Regions from separate parts of the Homo sapiens genome. Here region 1 is linked to region 2. Evidence: chromatin contacts called from ENCODE Hi-C or POLR2A ChIA-PET data. All regions are on one chromosome and are shown on one strand. The core of a region is the stretch at or near the end of the contact, and the rest is flanking DNA. Distances in the headings are between cores, read along the strand shown. Region 1 holds the start of KCTD15 (potassium channel tetramerization domain containing 15). Region 2 holds the start of NUDT19-DT (NUDT19 divergent transcript).

Evidence for each region. A loop is a pair of places that touch in the nucleus more often than their neighbours do. ChIA-PET counts read pairs that join two places held with the same protein, here RNA polymerase II (POLR2A). Pooled maps may share reads with other maps.
Region 1: a loop to region 2 is called in a pooled map, with 10 times the contacts of the local background. The contact joins the promoter of KCTD15 here to the promoter of NUDT19-DT in region 2. A Hi-C loop is called at or near these places in 5 of 50 pooled maps. POLR2A ChIA-PET finds 5 or more read pairs at or near these places in 2 of 52 experiments (A673 and SK-N-SH).

Annotation. Positions count from the first base shown.
Region 1 is chr19:33,793,066-33,798,907 of GRCh38, reverse strand. KCTD15 (potassium channel tetramerization domain containing 15) reads right to left here and starts at 2,038. Exons shown (of 7, transcript NM_001129994.2): 1 at 1,921-2,038; 2 at 142-240. RefSeq lists a silencer at 3,340-3,459 and an enhancer at 4,105-4,614.
Region 2 is chr19:32,688,353-32,694,302 of GRCh38, reverse strand. NUDT19-DT (NUDT19 divergent transcript) reads left to right here and starts at 2,007. Exons shown (of 2, transcript NR_186320.1): 1 at 2,007-2,940. It overlaps NUDT19 (nudix hydrolase 19), which reads right to left and starts at 2,482. Exons shown (of 3, transcript NM_001105570.2): 1 at 1,629-2,482. The coding sequence starts at 2,342. LOC124904690 (a long non-coding RNA gene) reads left to right here. Exons shown (of 2, transcript XR_007067226.1): 2 at 209-1,338. RefSeq lists a silencer at 2,110-2,519.

The sequences.
Region 1 (5,842 bases), core at 789-3,288, 1.1 Mb before region 2:
AAGATGTTTTCCCCAATACCAGGACACTATTCCAAAGTGACGTGAACACCAAGCCTCCATCACAGAAGCCGCTCCACTCTGTTCTTAGCCCCTTTTCCCTCCCAAGAACAACCTGATGTTCATGGCAAGCCAGAAACTTACCGTTGGAAGCCCCAGGCTTTACGCCTTGCCGTGAATCTCCAAGGTTTCTCCCAACAAGCGCATCCGTGCGGGACCACGACCCTCTTTCCGAGACCACTGCTTAAGTCAGAAGCACAAAAGTGGGTGCAGTGAGAGATACAAGTTCATTCCACCAGCACCAGCATCAAACCCAGCACCCAGCCCCAGTGCGCCCTGGCCCGCCTGTTGCAGGGGCCTCAGCGATAGCGGTCGGGAGGGCCCACAGGTTTCCAAACTGGCCCGGTAGTGACCCGCTTCTCCAGCTGCGGCGGGAGACCCGGGTCCCTGCCCGCCCGCCGCCGAGCCCCGCCCGCCCGAGCAGAGAGAAGTGAGCAGAATGCCACGCTCATTTACACACAAAATGATTTTGTGTCCCATTGCGCTCGCAGTTGTTCGGCTCTCTGGGGGTGATTAAACTGGCTGAGCTGCGGCAGCTTGAGACGATTTCACTAAATCGCTTCTTCTGAAGTCGCTTCTTTGCTAAGCTGTTATTTTAACCATAAAAGGTAAACAGAAGGCGCCTCTCGAGCTCCCCTCGGCTCCGCACTCAGGGCGCTGGCCCGGGGCGAAAGTCCTGGGGGCCTGCACAATTGTCCCAGGGGTGGCCCCGGAGAGGCAGGCGGGCCACCTGGTGCGCGCCAGCCTCCCCACCCCCCCCCTCCCGCCTCCGCCGCGGAGCCAGCCGGCCGGTGTGAACTTAGGGGCGACGGGAGAGGGCTTGGGCCAAGGCTGGAGGCGCCGCGGGGCGGGGTGGCCGCGGCACCCGAAGCGCGGGGCTGGGCTGGGAGGGGTTGCCGCGGAGGCGGGGCGGGGACAAAGTTAAATCAAGAGGCAGACACTTGGAGACCACAGATGGGAAGCTCGCCTAATTAAGGACGTAAAAGCGCTTTTGTTCTCAAAGTTTATTGTTGCCGGGATTAAAAAAAAATTAATTGAAACTAATGCTGTTATTCACTCGTGCAGTTAAATTCCTTCATGCACATTTGAGATACGGAGCGAAAACTTGAAGCTTATCTTTCTGCAGTCGCGGGTGGGGGCCGCCGGAAGACAGAAAGGCGCTGCAGAGGCGGGGGTCCGCCCCCGGGTGTGTTTGCGAGTGTGTGCCGGGTGCGCGCGTCCAGGTCAGGGGGTGCGGGCGGGCAGCGGGGAACCGGATCTGCAGGCGGCGATCCCTCCCATCGCGGCCCCTCTCCCAGCCCCAAACCCTGCGCGCCCGGGACCACCACCAGCGCGACAGCCCCTCCTGCCAGGTTTCGGACTCGTGGGGTGGGCGTCAGAGGACGCACATCTGTCCCACTGGAGACTTTCTCTGATTTTGGGCGCCAAGCCGGGACTTGTGCATCCCGAAGCCCCAGTTGCGTGAGCCCGTTTCTGACCCCGGAAACTCGCCAGCTCTGCAGGGCGCTCGGCCCAGAACAGGGGCCAGAGTGCGGGGACCTCCACAAGCGCGCGCGCGCGCGCGCGCACACACACACACACACACACACACACACACACACACCGCGCGGCAGGAAGCTCCGAGACCGCCCGCGTGGGGAGGGTCCACCCGCGGCCAGGACCAGCCCACGTGGGCAACCCCACTCTTGCACCAGGCCTTTGTGCTGGGCACCCCCGCGCCGCCAGCCCCCGCCGCCCAGCAGAGGGACAAAGCGGCCGCCCCCGCCCAGGTCCAGACCCTGGCCGGGCGACTTTCTCGGTATCGCAGCCACTTCGGGGCAGGGTTGCGCGGCTCTGAGCGGTGGCCGCCCGCGCTGAGCTTACCTCGGAGCCGGCAGATCGGGCTCGGGCGCAGCCCCCGCCCCACGCAGCTGCCGGTCTCGGGCGCCGGGCGCAGCTTCGCCGCCTATGCTCGCTGCGCGGGTCGCTCCGGTCTCGTCCTGGAGTTACTTTCTCTCTCGCCCCCAACCCTCCCCCCACCCACCCCTCCCGCCCCGGCCCCCGCTTCACGCGGCCCCTCGCGGCGCGGCGCGCCGGGGCCTCCCCTCCCCACCCTCCCCTCGCCTCCTCCCCTCTTCGCGGCCGCCGCCTCCGCCGCCGCCGCCTCCTCCTCGCGCCGCTCTCCGGCTGCCCTCCCGCCGCTCCCACCTCCTCTCCTCCCTCCTCTCTCTCCGGCGGCCTCCCTCGATTGCTGGAGAGAAAACCAGCCCCCCACTCCAGCCCCTAGCCAGCGCCTCGCCGCGGCCCAGCCCGGACGTAAAGGGCAGCGATCCGGCCCCAAATTACCCAGCGCGAACGGGCGCGCGCGGCGACTCCTGGCTCGGGGCTCGGCTGCGCCGCGGGGCAGAGGATTAGAGTCGCAATTAGCTCCGCGCGCCCGCGCCTGGCGACAAAAACGCGCCGTTTCCCCTCCTTTCGCCGGGCGATCCCCACCCGCCTCTCCCGAAGCCCGCGCCTTCCCGCCGGGGCCGCGGCCAGGACCCTCCCGGGAGCGGTGCGCCCAGGCCCCAGCGCCCTCCGCGGCCCAGCCCCCCGCCCCCCGCCGGCCGGCCACGCGGCGCCCGGGCCTCCTCCGGGCTCGGGGAGGGGGCGGGGGAGAGGCTGATTTTAATCATTGTCATTTCATCTGATGTAATATTTCCCCGGGCGCTTTCAGCTGGGCATAAATTTTCGGCTCCCAAATAAGTAACACAGGGCACGTTTCTCACATTTCTTGACTCCTCGGTTACAAAGAGGAGAGCAGCCGCCGCCGCGGCGCCCGGGGCTGGGGGCGGGACTTGGGAAGAAACTGGGCTGCCAGTCGGTCGGGGCTGGAGCGGAGCCGGGGGCCAGGCCGCCCCTCCCCCGCTCCCTGGCCGCCCTCCCAGGGTCTCTGCCCCGCTGCCCCTCTCCCGTGACGTCTGCGGACACGCGGTCGGCCGCCGCGGGGGAGGGACGCGCTGGGGCACCGGGCCGACCGCTCGCGGCTAGACGCGCCATTTCCTTTACGCGCGCGGCGCGATGGAGACGGCGGCAGCCAAGACTCCCCGCGGCCGAGGTCCGCGCCCCGGACGCCCCTCCCCAGTCTCCGCTTCGGCCGCCCCTTCCTCCTTTTCTCCCACTCCCACTCCTCCTCCCCTTCCTCTTCCTCCTGTTTCCTTTGCGCCCCGCCCGTGCCTCCTCCTCCTCCTCGGCGACCATTTCCCGGCTCCTAGGAAACGGAGCGCGCGACTGGCCGGCACTGCGCCCCCGCCTGGCTCCAGGGACGCCCGGGCCGGAGACCGGCTGGGACCGCGGGGCGGGTGCGCACGGGCCGGAACGGCGCCTGGGTCCCGACCGCCGGCTCCGGCCGGGCCTGGACGCCCCCTAGCGGCCGCACTCCCGGGGTGGGGGGCGCTCGGGGTCGGCCTGGAGCTGGGGTGAGGGGGACTCGGGGTGCCAGTGGGAGGAAGGTGAAGTGGGGGGGGCTTTCTCCCTCTACTAGAGGACCTCGCGCGCGTGGAGAGAGCGTCCAGACAGCGCTTCCGTAACTTCTTTACGCGGGAATCAGCCGAAACTTTCCTCCTAAGGGAAGGTTTTATTTATTTATTTATTTTCGAGTTCGAACTACAGGAAAAAGGGGGAAATTTTCTCATTAAAGTTACATCCCTGCAGTTAGTTCAATTATTTGATATATGCAGAAGATGTTGTAAATTTATAGATTTAAATAGCTTACAAAGATGCCGCAGGCCCCATCAGTTAATTTCCTTAATTTATGGATTTTGAGCTGCTCCTGGAACAGAAAGAAGCCCTGGAAGTAGGTCAGGGATCTGTGCAGGGGTTGGGAGGGGCTCCCGCGAGGCCCAAGGGCTGCCCACTCTGCTCCCTACGCCCCGGTACCTCCGGGCTTCCAGCTCCCAGCTTCGGCTCAGCAGCGCGCTCTCTGCGCGTTCGGCACGCTGGCCAGGCCCGGCCCGGCCCGAGAGGTCAGCCCAGCTTTGTGGCCGACTGTCCCAAGCACGACATAGGAACAGCAAAGCCCTCCATCAATGCACATCCCACTCAGCATTGAGGGACCAGACACAAATAGAAAGTGAAGCAAGTATTCAAATACTTTGATCTCCTGTATCCACCCTTAAATGCTGGCTAGAATCACAATCGGACGAGGTTGTGTGTGTGGGTGCCCCCAACTTCATGGACAGAAACGTCCTCCCCCGCCCCAGGCCTTTGTGGAGGGTGGAATGAGGGAAGGTGGAGCAGGCTTGTGTTGGAGGATGAGGGACTCACTGAAAATCCGCTTGTCATGGCTCCTGTGGCCCCCAGCGCCCCTCACACCTCTTTTGTCCCTCATCCTAGGTGGCTGCGGTAACGCCTTTGTTTCGTGTTCAATCTGGGTGAATATATACATATAAATTAATACTTGAAAGATTGGTATAAGCGAAACTGTTTTAGGAAGCCACATGGCAATGTGATTAGTATGGGTATTCATGATTTAACATTTATTTTCCCACTAGATGAAGTTTCTAAGATTTGCAAGGTACATGTCAAGGACGGGTGTATAAATGGATTTTTATTTATTCACAACTCCAAGACTAATTGCTTCTCTTTGCCTCAAGGCCATGAGATTGGTTTTAATATGACACTTCAAAAGTATTCATGGAACTACAGAGCTACTAAGTGTCATTGTTTAAGAGACAAATCTCACCATGGTACTGGTGACCCTGAAAATAGGATATTCTACTTTATTTTAAATTCCTACGTGTTTTTTTAAGAGTTTCACTTTATACCAATTATAATAAAAATGTACAATTTAGTGGAAACAAGAACTGGACGACTTTTATTTCCTTAGTACGGCTGGGGACTTTGTTTCTGTATTCCTGAATCCTTTTATTTAAGAGCTGAACTTTATACGTGTCATTAAGAACAGTAAGTTTGGGTCATAATTTATTCTCAAGTGTTTTAAAAGTTCCTAGCTAAATGTCAGCCATCTCTTCCACTGGGAGACTTGGATATGGACAGTGATAGGTATTTAATGATCTGTGGTATATAATGCAATGGTGATGCATTTTTTAATTGAAAGATGTAGAATTTGGACTGAGAACATATTGAAACATCTCGTGGAGTACATCCTGTTTCATTACTGTGGTTCAAGAGATGACATCGGACGTGAGTCCAATCAGAACTTGCTCTATCATTAAGAGTTGACTGGCACTTAAGTCATTACAGTTCATAGTTTAAAAAGCAGATTCAAACCTGTGCTCTCACACAGCGGGGCATTTGCAGGATGTAAAACCCATGGCAAGACCTCAGGTTTCCAGATGTTTCAAGGTGGCTTCCAATGTGATGTTGTTCTTTGTTGCTATTGCTGTTTGCAGGCTATGTTTAAAAATTAGGATCTTAATAAGGAAGGGAAAATGAACCCAAAATGAGATCACAGACTCTGCTGAACCCAACCTTCTCAGCAAGGCTATAATCAGACAAGCAGATGAACAGACTGAGAGACCTGCCTGCTGCTGTCTCCGGGAGGGAGGACTGGGGTTTTAGCACCGGGTTGTCTCTTCCCCCACCCCCAGGCTTCCTGGGGTGCTGGTCAGTCCTTCTTAGATCTGTGCTCACCTCAGGCTCCAGAGATGGCTCCTGTACAGGCTAGGAATAAGCCAGCCTGGACCAGAGCTCACGGTCACACCCACCTGGCCTCCGCCTCTACCCTGGGAATCCCCCCAATCTTCCCTCCTAGTTAGGACCCCAGAGAATCTGGAGACTAAAGGGAGTGACGAAACATGGGACT
Region 2 (5,950 bases), core at 758-3,257:
CTAACAAGTCAGGGATAGTGCAAGATGCCGCCCGGCATTTACAGGAAAAGGTTTCTGAAATCAGACAACGCCTTTCAAACTCTTATACCAACCTCTGGAGTTGGGCAACATGGCTTCTCCCCTTTCTACATCCTGTGACAGCCGTTTTACTATTACTCGCCTTCGGGCCCTGTATTTTTAACCTCCTTGTCAAATTTGTTTCCTCTAGAATCAAGGCCATCAAACTACAGATGGTCTTACAAACGGAAACCCAAATGAGCTCAACTAACAACTTCTACCGAGGACCCCTGGACCGACCCACTGGCCCTTTCACTGGCCTAGAGAGTTCCCCTCTGGAGGACACTACAACTGCAGGGCCCCTTCTTTGCCCCTGTCCAGCAGGAAGTAGCTAGAGCAGTCATTGCCCAATTCCCAACAGCAGATGGGGTGCCCTGTTTAGAGGCGGGATTGAGAGGTGAAGCCCCTGGACTTCCTGGGTCCAGTGGGGACTTGGAGAACTTTTCTGTCTAGCTAAAGATTTGTAAATGCACCAATCAGCACTCTGTAAAAACGCACCAATCAGTGCTCTGTGTCTAGCTAAAGGTTTGTAAATGCACCAATCAGTACTATGTAAAAACGCACCAATCAGTGCTCTGTCTAGCTAAAGATTTGTAAACGCACCAATCCGCACTCTGTAAAAATGGACCAATCAGCACTCTGCAAAATGGACCAATCAGCAGGACATGGGCAGGGCCAAATAAGGGAATAAAAGCTGGCCACCCAGCCACCAGCACCCAACCTGCTCTGATCCCCTTCCGCTGTGGGAGGTTTGTTCTTTTGCTCTTTGCAATAAATCTTGCTGCTGCTCACTCCTTGGGTCCGCACTACCTTTATAAGCTGTAACACTGACCACAAATGTCTGCAGCTTCGCTCCTGAAGCCAGCGAGACCACAAACCCACCAAGAGGAACAAACAACTCCTGACGCACCACCTTTAAGAGCTGTAACACTCACTGCGAAGGTCTGCGGCTTCAATCCTGAAGTCAGCGAGACCACGAACCTACCAGAAGGAAGAAACTCCAGACACATCTGAACATCTGAAGGAAGAAACTGGACACACCATCTTTAAGAACTGTAACACTCACTTCGAGGGTCCGCGGCTTTATTCTTAAAGTCAGCGAGACCAAGAACCCACTGGAAGGAACCAATTCTGGACACACCAGGAGCTGGAGACGAGCCTGGGTGTGCAACACAGAGAGACAAGACCCCCATCTGTACCAAAAATAAATAAAAATAGGAAGACTGGATCATATTAAGTCTGTTCTCCAAGAAAACCAAATTAAACGGCTGTGGAGATGTACTATGTCTACACATGTACAAGTGCTTACACAGTGGCCACGCTGGAGGAACCACGTGGAGAGACAGGCTCCAGGCCTTGAGACCCCAAAGCCTAGGAAAGCAGAGAGCACTTCACCAAGAGCATGGCTTTGGTCTACAGGGGTGAGAGTTTCCAGCCCGTCTAAGCGTTCCTTGCTGCTTAATCTCTCTGGGCTTGGCCTATGCGGGGGTCCCTTGGGGGCCTGGGCCGCTGGGAGGGGTCCTCCCTCTCACGTCCTGGCGGTCCGCAGCAAGGCCCTGAGCAGGCCTTACCTGGTAGCCCACCACCTCCGCCAAGTCGGGGTAGACGGGCGGCGGCTCGCGCAGGCAGCACAGGAAGAAGGCCGTGTCAAAGCGGCGAGTGGTGCCCCGCAAGAAAGGGGTGAGCCAGGCGCTCCAGTTGTGCAGCGCCCAGATGTCGGGTGTGCAGTCGAGGTGGGCGCACAGCCGCAGGAAGTGGCGCGGGTCCTGGCGCACGCGGTCGCGCCAGGAGGCCAGGCCCGGCGGTGGCTCCAGGGCGAGGCCAGGCCCGGGTGCTGGGCCTGGTGGGGAAGTCCTGGGCCGCAGCAGCAGCACGCCCGCCTCCTCAAAGGCCTCCCGCACGGCGCAGATGCGGAAGGCTACGTCCTCAGGCAGCGTCCCAGTGTTGTCGGTCTTGTGGTCATCGGTGTCGGGCAGCGACGGGAAAGCGGTGCGGCTGAATGGCGCCGGGCCCAGGCCGAAGCGCGGCGGCCCGTGGTGCGGCGCGAAGAGGCCCAGCCAGTCCGCCGAGCGGTCGGCCGCATCCAGCACTCCGCCGGAGAAGACGTGCGCGCCCGGCATGAAGCCTTGGTGCGGGGAGCGCTGCAGCAGCAGCAGCCGGAAGCCCTCGGCCGGCGGCGGGCGCGACGGCGGGGTGGCGGTCTCCGGGCGCGACCAGCCAGCCGCCAGGACGATGCTGGCCGCCCGCCGCCAGCGGCTGGGGCCCGGCCGCAGGGAGCTGCTCATGGCGCGCAGCTTCCCGGATCCGATTCTGGCGCGGCCTGAGCTCCACGGCAGGTGGCCCGGCCCTGCAGGGACCCCAGCACCTCCGGGGGCCTCGCGGGAATTGAGGACGAGCCTCTGGCGTTGGGTGAACCTGGGCGTTTGGTCGGCAACGGCGCCTGCCTGTGGGAGGGGCACCCGAGCAGGGACCGCCTCGAGTGCACTGGGGCCCAGCTAGGGCACTCTCGCGGGACAATGGGTGTCACGGCAGCCAGCGACCGTTTGTCATTCACAGCTGCCTGAAAGGAGGACCGCAGTATTCCCACGCAGGAAGCTTGGACCAAAAGCAGGAATGCTTAAGGGCGCATATGACTTGCCATGGTAAAAAACAGGATGCCAACCCAGGCCTGATGACATCCACCTCACTAAAAGCTAAGGACTAGGACTTTCTGCTTTAAACAAGGACCCACATGTGGGTGTTTTCTGTGGGAGAGGGAGAGAGGACATTCGAAGGGCAGAAGTCTGACCTTTGCAAGCACACGTGAACCACACCAATGAGAAATGAATGGACGAGCCAGATGCCAATTTATAAATTTCCTACTGCACACCTTGAATGTGAAAGGTACTCCCAGAGTAATTTCTCTCGTGTTCTGGTTACCTTTTATTGTCAGGGCGCCTGGGGACGGCCTTAGGTGTCTTAGGACATTTGACGAGTTCCACTTTGATGGGAGATGTTTAATCTGGGCCTCCACATGGAGATTTCTCTCCACCTTGTTAGTGTCTAGAAGACTTCCACCTCCAATAGCAGGATTATGATCTTTTGAAAAGCCTGTGTAAATTTGAGTCTTTTCTTTTATAACTCCTTATCAGTCACCGACAGCTTTTCCCATAATTGCTATTATAATTGGATCACACATTTGTTATGTTTTTGGATGAAATACACTATACCCCTGCCGACCCTCACAAACCATCATTTTAATGTGGGTTATTTCCTGGGTAGAATCCACAGATGACATTGTCAATATTTAGGGGTTTTGTTTGTTTTTTTGTTTGAAGAGACCTGGTCTCTGGCCAGGCGCTGTGGCTTACACCTGTAATCCCAGCACTTTGGGAGGCCGAGGTGGTCGGATCACCTGAGGCCAGGACTTCAAGACCAGCATGGCCAACATGGCAAAACCCCGCCTCTACTAAAAATACAAAAATTAGCTGGGTGTGGCGGCCCGCGCCTATAGTTGCAGCTACTCAGGAGGCTGAGGCAGGAGAATCACTTGAATCTGGGTGGAGGTTGCTGTGAGCCAAGATCCTGCCACTGCATTCCGGCATGGGTGACAGAGCGAGACTCTGTCTCAAAAAAATAAATAAATAAATAAAATAAAAATACAGAGCAATGGAGAGAAAGGCACTCAGGTGATTAAAGTAACATGTCTTCAATACTAGGAGTAATAATAATCCTAGGGGATAATAATATTAGTAGTTACTGGGTACAGTGTGTGAGGCACTAGGAACTTTATTAGTATTAGTTGTGTAATTCTTACAAAACCCCATGAAGTGGAAACAGTTACCACTATTTTACAGATGACTAACCATTTATGGAGGGATTAAGGGTCTTAAGAACATACTACTCCCTTTGCTGTAAAATAACACCGTGGTTTTGTAGGTGAATGTGTGTGTTTCAACATCAGCTGGTTTTCACAGAAGCTGGTTACTCATGAGTGAGATGACCAAGTCCTGGTCCTGGGTGCATAGCAAAACAACAGAAACTGAACCTTTTTTTTTTTTGAGAGGGAGTCTGGCGCTCTCACCAGGCTGGAGTGCAGTGGTGCGATCTCGGCTTACTGCAATATCTGCCTCTCGGGTTCAAGCAATTCTCCTGCCTCAGCCTCTGGAGTAGCTGGGATTGCAGGCGCATGCTACTACGCCTGACTAATTTTTGTATTTTTAGCAGAGACAAGGTTTCATCATGTTGGTGAGGCTGGTCTCTAACGCCTGACCTCAAGTGATCTGCCTACCTCAGCCTCCCAAAGTGCTGGGATTACAGGTGTGAGCCACCACACCTGGCAGAAACTGGACCTTAACCAACACAGAACAGTGTCCAAAATGTGCACACTGCCATGACTGTCATATTTGGGGCACTGAGATGACACAATTACAGTTTATGGATTCAGAGATCATGTCATATAAACTCAGTTATCTGAACTGTAGCCAAGAAATGATACAGAAGCAAAGAACTATCCATGAGCATTCAAAGAGATACAGATATCATATTCATATCTAAAGTGCTCTGCTCACAGGATAATTTGTGGATATGTTATTTACCTAATGCTGTTAACAAATTAGTCAAAAACTTGGTGGATTAAATCAATAAACACTTATTGTCCAGGCATGGTGGGTAATGTCTGTAACCCTAACACTTAGGGAGGGCGAGGCGGGAGGATAACTTGAGGCCAGGAATTCAAGACCAGCCTGGGAAACACAGTGAGACCCCTCCTCTTAAAAGAAAATTAGTGGGGAGGTGCAGTGGCTCACGCCTATAATCACAGCACTTTGGGAGGCCAAGGTGGGCGGATCACAGGTCAGGAGATCGAGACCATCCTGGCTAACACGGTGAAACCCCATCTCTACTAAAAATACAAAAAATTAGCCGGGTGTGGTGGCAGGCGCCTGTAGTCCCAGCTACTCAGGAGGCTGAGGCAGGAGAATGGCAAGAACCCGGGAGGCAGAGCTTGCAGTGAGCTGAGATTGCGCCACTGCACTCCAGCCTGGGTGACAGAGTGAGACTCCGTCTCAAAAAAAAAAAAAAGAAAAAGAAAATTAGCTGGGTGTGGTATCACATGCCTGTAGTCCCAGCTACTCAAGAGGCTGAGATGGGAGGATCGCTTGGGCCCAGGAGTTGGAGGCTGCAGTGAGCCATGATCACGCCACTGCACTCCGACCTGGGTGACAGAGCAAGACTCTGCCTCAAAAGAAAAAAAAAGATGGGGCACAGTGGCTCACACCTGTAATCCCAGCACTTTGGGAGGCCGAGGTGGGTGGATCACCTGAGGTCACAAGTTTGAGGCCAGCCTGGCCAACATGGTGAGACCCCGTCTCTACTAAAAATACAAAAAATAAAAATAAAAATTAGCTGGGTGTGGTCGTGGGCACCTGTAATCCCAGCTACTCGGGAGGCTGAGGCAGGAGAATCGCTTGAACCCGGGAGGCAGAGGTTGCAGTGAGCTGAGATAGTGCTACTGCACTGCAGCCTAGGTGAGAGAGCAAGACTCTGTTTCAAAATCAAAAGCAAAACAAAACAAAAAAAACAAGAAAAACAAACAAAAAACAATGGACATTGATTATCCCACCTTTTCTGTTGATCAGGGATTAGGGACCACCTCCATGTGGTGATCCTAACTCAGTATCTCCCATGAGGCTGTGATCAGCATGTCAGCCAGGGCTTGTCCAGCACTGGGAGATCCACTTCCTCAATGGCTCACTCACATGGCTGTTGGCAGGGGGCCTAGTTCCTTACCGCATGGATCTTTCCATAGGGTTGCTTCAATGTCTTCAGGACTTGGTGGGTAAACTTCTCCCAGAAAGAATGATCCATGAGAGAGGAAGAAGCCATGATGCCTTTTATGACTTAGCCTCAAAAG